Linked DNA regions of Homo sapiens: region 2 is linked to region 1. Evidence: chromatin contacts called from ENCODE Hi-C or POLR2A ChIA-PET data. All regions are on one chromosome and are shown on one strand. The core of a region is the stretch at or near the end of the contact, and the rest is flanking DNA. Distances in the headings are between cores, read along the strand shown. Region 1 holds the start of GNG12-AS1 (GNG12, DIRAS3 and WLS antisense RNA 1). Region 2 overlaps GNG12 (G protein subunit gamma 12).

The links. A loop is a pair of places that touch in the nucleus more often than their neighbours do. ChIA-PET counts read pairs that join two places held with the same protein, here RNA polymerase II (POLR2A). Pooled maps may share reads with other maps.
Region 2: a map of aorta shows a loop between it and region 1 (2.8-fold over the local background). The contact joins the enhancer-like site here to the promoter of GNG12-AS1 in region 1. A Hi-C loop is called at or near these places in 2 of 168 maps with a recorded cell type or tissue (aorta and mammary epithelial cell) and 2 of 50 pooled maps. POLR2A ChIA-PET finds 5 or more read pairs at or near these places in 4 of 52 experiments (HEK293T, MCF 10A, PC-3 and 1 more).

The regions. Positions count from the first base shown.
Region 1 is chr1:67,830,851-67,833,982 of GRCh38, forward strand. GNG12-AS1 (GNG12, DIRAS3 and WLS antisense RNA 1) reads left to right here and starts at 1,438. Exons shown (of 10, transcript NR_040077.1): 1 at 1,438-1,586. It overlaps GNG12 (G protein subunit gamma 12), which reads right to left and starts at 2,617. Exons shown (of 4, transcript NM_018841.6): 1 at 2,494-2,617.
Region 2 is chr1:67,708,942-67,712,073 of GRCh38, forward strand. All of the region lies in intron 2 of GNG12 (G protein subunit gamma 12), which reads right to left. Among named protein-coding and RNA genes, the nearest start is that of GADD45A, 25 kb to the left of the region's middle. Within about 2 kb of position 1,715, at least 5 of the 41 ENCODE cell types and tissues checked have a DNase peak (open chromatin) inside an H3K27ac peak, as active enhancers do; they include PC-3, where a contact is called at or near this core.

The DNA.
Region 1 (3,132 bases), core at 188-2,687:
ACCCTGCAATTTATCCAGTAGCCTGCTGCTTGAACAAGCTAGATAAATATCTAATAATTTTGACCATGTACTGCGTGTTAAGTCCAGTTTAAGTGTTTTCCAAAGACAAAGTTTTCATATACTTTCTGTAAAGCCCTACAGATAGAGACCATTATTATCCCCATCTTATAAATCAGACTGAAAAAGGTTAAATAGCTAATATTTTCATCTAAGTCTGTCTGACTCCAAAGCCAACACCCCAAATCACTGTTAAACAAGCTTCTCTTCCAAGTTAGGGCTCAGAAAAATTTACTTGCTTTCACAACTTGCCTTCCTAGGTTAAGCTTAAGCTGACATAAAACTCCAAAACAAAGCAAAACACAATAAATCACATAATTCTAATTTTAAAAAAAACTAATTTGATATTGGCTAACCACTTCCTCAAGTTTTCTGACCATGAAGCCCTTTGCTCTCACACTTTAATAAACCACCGATATTCTCTAACAAGTGACAACACAAATCCACAAATCTAATTGTTAGAGAGCTTTCAAGTAAGACTGGAGCTTTCTGGACAGGAAATTTTTATAATTCTATTTTTTTCAGGCTCTTGTGAAACACAGATTCACATTTTCATATATTTCTACACAAATCTAAGTGCTGTGTGCCCTGTTGGGGGTTCGATATCTAGTAAATTACATGAGTTAAATACAGCAAAAATAGGACTGCATTATTTATAAGGTCTAACGACGCAGTAGACTTTTCAGCATTTTTTGGACTTAAACCAGGGCTTTACGGCGCTGGTTAACTATTAGAGAAGGCAAAGGGACTGAACATTTTATCTGAAAGTCCTTTTATCACTTAAGACTCTGTAAAATTTTTGATTACTTTAAAAATTGTGTGTGTGAATAACGTTAGTTTACTAGAAAAGGGGCTTGCTAGTATATATAATTTGGTTAAAAAAACAAAAACAAAACAAAACAGCTCCTTACTTGAATGTGATTGTTTTGGCAATAGTAAAATTCAATCCCGTCGTTCTAGCGCTGCCTGCCTTCCTGGTTCTCCTAGGTGAGGGCCGCCATCCTGCGATAATTTACTTCGAGAGCTGCGAAGCGCTGGCAAGGGTGCAGTCTGGTGACTAGCACTTTTAAAAACAAAGCCAAACTCCGCTTTTAAAATAGAGAAGGCACAGACGCAGACCCTGCCTCTGACGACATCCAAAAGATTCATTATACACAGCCTATTCAGGCGAAGCTACAACCGCCCCAGGAAATATAAACTGTGTCGGCAAAGACAGCAGGGGGGAGAGGAAGTAACTGATGGGAAGGAAGCTAATCATGTGAAGTTTGTCCAACTCCACACGGTCTAATAAATTCCCGTTTGTTTCCGCTGGGAGCAGCCATTAAACGCGCCCTGACACGTGGGCGCAGGAACCTCCCTTCTACCTCTGGTGTTCAGAGATTTCCTTCTCGACCCACTTGTTTGTATACAACCACGCCCGGCAGGATGACCACCAGATGACCGGCCGCAGCAATGCCTCCACTCAGTCCCAGTTGGGCAAAGTTTCACTCCACTGCGGCGACGTGAACAAGAATCACGGCTTCCTTATCGTGAGTTATGAATGATTTAAGCCAAGTTTACAGGACACACAAAGCGAGGGACGAGTGAGTGACGGGAGGTGCTAAGTGACAGCGTTTTAAAGTTAGCTTTAATTGATATGCCCTAATTAAAATGAAAAACAGAATTCACCCTGCCCCACGGGATAACTGTCGGGGCAATAATTAAAAAAAAAAAAATCACCCAAGACTAAGCCTCAACCTCCCCCTTACCACTTGCAAATACAGTCTGCAGAAAAGCAGCCTCGGGTCCCCACTCGGGGGTCCCTCGCGGGGTGCGTCATATGGGCTCTCCCCTCTGCGACCCGCTATTTCCCTGCTAGACCCCCAGCGCCCAGCGGATTCCAAGGCTGCGCTCCCGCCGGCTGGTCCCGGGAGGTAGAAAGTAGGCAGAGGGGCGTGGCGTCCCTGTCGCCCCCACATGCCAGCCCTCCTCCAACGCCTGACACCACCACAAGCCACGGCTGGGAACACTGGGGGCCTCCCAACCCGGCGCGGGGCGCACGGCCGCAGGCTGGCGAGGAGGCAAGCGAGCTCAAGGGGAGACCTTTCCTTCCACCCCCAGCCCTAGCCCCAGCCACAGCCGTGGGGGCGGCTTCCCGCAACCTCGGGCGGCCGCCCGTCGAGGGCGCGCGCGCCGTTTCTGCCTCTGGGTCTCGGTGTCCCTTGGCCCCTTCCTCCCCCTCCCCCCGGTCTCCGGCGCCCAGCGCCCAGACCAGTCCCCGCCCTCCAGCAGGACACTCTTCCCTCCTTCCTTCCTTCCTCCGCTCCCTCCCTCCATCTCGCTTCCCAGCACCCGGGACTCGGAGGCGGCCCCCGAACTCGCTGGCCGACGCCCCGCGCCGCGCCCCGACCCCGCGGGGACCCGACTCACCACCCGCGCCCGCCGCTTGGTACTCACCCGCCTGCCGGTGCGCTGCCCCGCCGTCGCCGCCGGGACTCGGTCTCTAAGGGCTCCTGGAGACGGCTCCGACCTCTCCTCCTCCTCCTCCTCTTGCTCCTCCGGGCGCCGGCTCCGCCTCGCTGGGGTGGGCGGGGCGGCGGCGGCCCCGGGCTCCTTCCTCCGCGCCGGGCCCTGCCTCCCGCCCGGACGCCCTGGCTGTGCTGTCCCGGGCCGGGGAGCCCGCGTTGTGGCCCCGCAGGAGGAGGGGCGAGGCCTGGCCTGTGGAAGCTCGGTGGACGTCTGGTCGTCTTTGGCCATCCCCCTTCCTCTAATTCTCATGGAGGACCTGAAGTTCTAGGACTTGAGGGCCCCCACTCTACGACCCGCCCCCGCGCGGGGCCGCCCTGACTCCTCGCAAGTTTCCTTCGCGTGCGAACGCCTCGCTTGCCCCTGTGCCAGCGGTCCCCAGGGCTGTGAGGATGAGCGCTGCCAAACCCCTACACGAAAGTTTGGTTCTGTTCCAGAAACTATGGAGGAAAACACGCATAGTAACATTTAAAGGGCCCTGGGGCCACGGAGAGAAGTTTCCCAGAAAGTGGAGGTATAACTGCGGATTATAGAATTTGTAGTACATCCACCCACCATGAGCTTCCCGTC
Region 2 (3,132 bases), core at 465-2,964, 120 kb before region 1:
AACACTAGCAACCCAGACTCCAGGGCATCCATCACGTGGGCACCACGGTGCTCCACACTGAGTTCTACCAGACTTAGAATATTCCCAAAGGCCGAGTTCTACGACTTGGGTAGGGCTTGTAGCCTCTGTGGTCAGAGGAAGTTTTGGGTCAAATGCACAAATAAAATTGTGCTTTTAACTGTGTGCAAAATTTTGAAATCAGCCTAATAAGCAACCTTCACATTCCAAAGGATTTTTTGGGGGGATTCAATTTACCGTTGCACATCAAGTGTTTTGCATAGGACCAAGGCATTCCATGAACTGCAGCTGCTAGTATTTTTATCCTTGGGGGTCACATACTGCACAGTGAATTGCAGTTCCCTGTTTACCTGTTTGTTCTGCACCTCCCCAACAAGTGGTCAATGAGCCTCAAGGGTTTTGATTGAGCGGGTATGGGTGGGGCTATCGGCACCAGCCCTTTTTAGAGTCCCTGGGCAATTTGTGCCACTAGTGTCAGAGCCCAATGCAAAGACTAGTGACAGCCATCAGAGGATTTCCCTAGGAATAAGGAAGCTCTAGCAGTACAGAAAACTAGGAGGATGAAGCATGTGGCAGGGCAGGGTGGGCTTGCCTTGTGCTAAGCCTTGGACAAGCTCATTTCAACACATTCCCAGAGTAGCTACCTCTTCCTCGGATTCCTCAGTCATCCCTGCCCCACCCAAAAGAGAGGCCTAGGGTCTCTCTGATTCTGCTCACACCGAGTGGCCTGGCCCAATCCCTTTCTGTGCTCCCAGACCAGCACTTACTAACAGAGCCTCTGAAATGCAACTGAGGAAGTAGGCAACCTCACCCTGAACAGTGTGCAGTGCTCTGACTCACAGCAAGTTGCAGATATATATATATATAAATATATATATATTTGTATATATATTTATATATATATAGTTATATATATATTTATATATATAGTTATATATATATTTTTATATAGTTATATATATAGTTATATATATAGTTATATATATATAGTTATATATATAGTTATATATATAGTTATATATATATAGTTATATATATAGTTATATATATAGTTATATATATAGTTATATATATATAGTTATATATATAGTTATATATATATAGTTATATATATAGTTATATATATATAGTTATATATATAGTTATATATATAGTTATATATATAGTTATATATATAGTTATATATATATAGTTATATATATATAGTTATATATATATAGTTATATATATAGTTATATATATATAGTTATATATATAGTTATATATATATAGTTATATATATAGTTATATATATATATAGTTCCCTGCAGCAAGTAAAACTGGGCTCCCCTTCCAACTGGCGCTGGTTCTGAGGCCCCCAGAATGCGAACATGACACCCTTTCTCAGTGACCTGTGGTTTCTATGTTGCACCCTAAGGACTTTCTAAATGTTCCCTTTGCATGAGGATAAGGTCAAGCATTCTCTTCTTCCCAATCTCCAGGGCATAAAGTTTCCAAGGCCTGAGCAAGTTTTCCAGTAACTGCAGAACAGTTCACACATATCAGGACTGGACCAGTAATTGCTCCCACCCGGCATGGCCATTGGCAAGCAGTCTACAGTCAGACTCTATTAATATTTATAAAATGCTCGGGTAGGTCCCTCTAAAGTTGGCGAGACACTCAGCATTTAGTACATGAAGGTCTTTCTTACTTCCTGACTATATTATAGTCAAGACTAAAAACAGCCAGCAATTCATGATTCACACTTGCCAGCTCAGGCTTCTTGCAGCTTTCCCTCATTCTGATATCTGCGTTCAGACCTGCTTCTTCAGAGGGCTTTCTCCAACCTCGTTACTCAGAGGCTCCCTGCTCCCTTCCAATGGGGTATTCCTGCTGGTCCCAGGCTCGACAAAGTCCATGCAACACATTTTTAATTGAGTACTACTGCTACTAAGTACAATATGTTGAGAATAAATGGGTAGGACAGGCACACAGCTCCTGCCCTCACAGAGAAAACGTTAAACAAGCCATTAGACAACCCCTTCTGCTTCAGGCATAGCCTAGCCCCTTCTCCTGCTCTGCTACCCCTCTCAGGCTCCTAACTCAATTTCTCTTCTGAAAGTCCCTTCTCATCTGCTGGTACAAACATGGATAGCCTCACCCAGAATACAAATTAAAGTTTAGGAGATAGGTAATTTTTACACCTTCATAGATTTATTAAACACAAACAACTTTCTATGAATATTGTATAGCAATTGCTTTGGGAAGTCGATTAAATGGGGGTAACTGTGATTGCAGGGGAATGAAAAATGACTTCCCTCTACCTTTCTCAGTTCTATGGCTGGGCTACAAATTAACCTGACATATAAACAGGTTGACAGGAGGAAAACTGTATTTAATTATGTATGTACACACGGGAGTGCCACAAATATGAGACTCAAAGTGGTCAGATGATGAAAGCTCACATAGGATCCTGAGCTACAGAAAAGAATGGGAGTTCAGGGTTTCTCGGGGGGGTGGTGGCAACGAGTTATGGGAGGTAAGGGGAAGAGATAAATGGTGAATAAAGGTGGTTTTCTCATGCACACAGAAATTCTCAGTTAATACAAGTTGTTTCACAGCAGCCCTCGGAAGAAGAGGTGACAGTCTGTCTGGGTGTGGTATCACCTCCAGTCTCCCCTCTTGGGATCCGAGTTAATCTTTCCCAGTTGATAAGATTTCTGGGAGAATATTTGTGACAACTAAGTTCCTTTTGGAGGATCTGTCTTTAGGCCGATAAGGGGAGCTCAGAGAATGCCTCTGCCTACATCTGCTGTTCCCCAAGTGTCCTCAGTTCAAAGTAATCAGCACACCAAAGTGTTATATTTTGGGTGGCATTTCCTGAACTCCTTCATGGTCATTCTTAGAAAAAGCTGTACACTGGGCCACTGGAAAGGAAGATAATTTCTGATCATAACATTCTTCCTATGGAGAAAGCAGATCAAAATTAGACCGTTTCAAGTTAAGGAGCCTCTGGTTTGCTGAGTTGCCACATGGCTGCACAAAGAGGGCCACTGTGTGATCCCTGAGAGGCAGAGGTGTTTACAGGAGCTGGAGTTCTAGCTAAGGACTTCCTTCCGACTTGCAGCTGCTCTG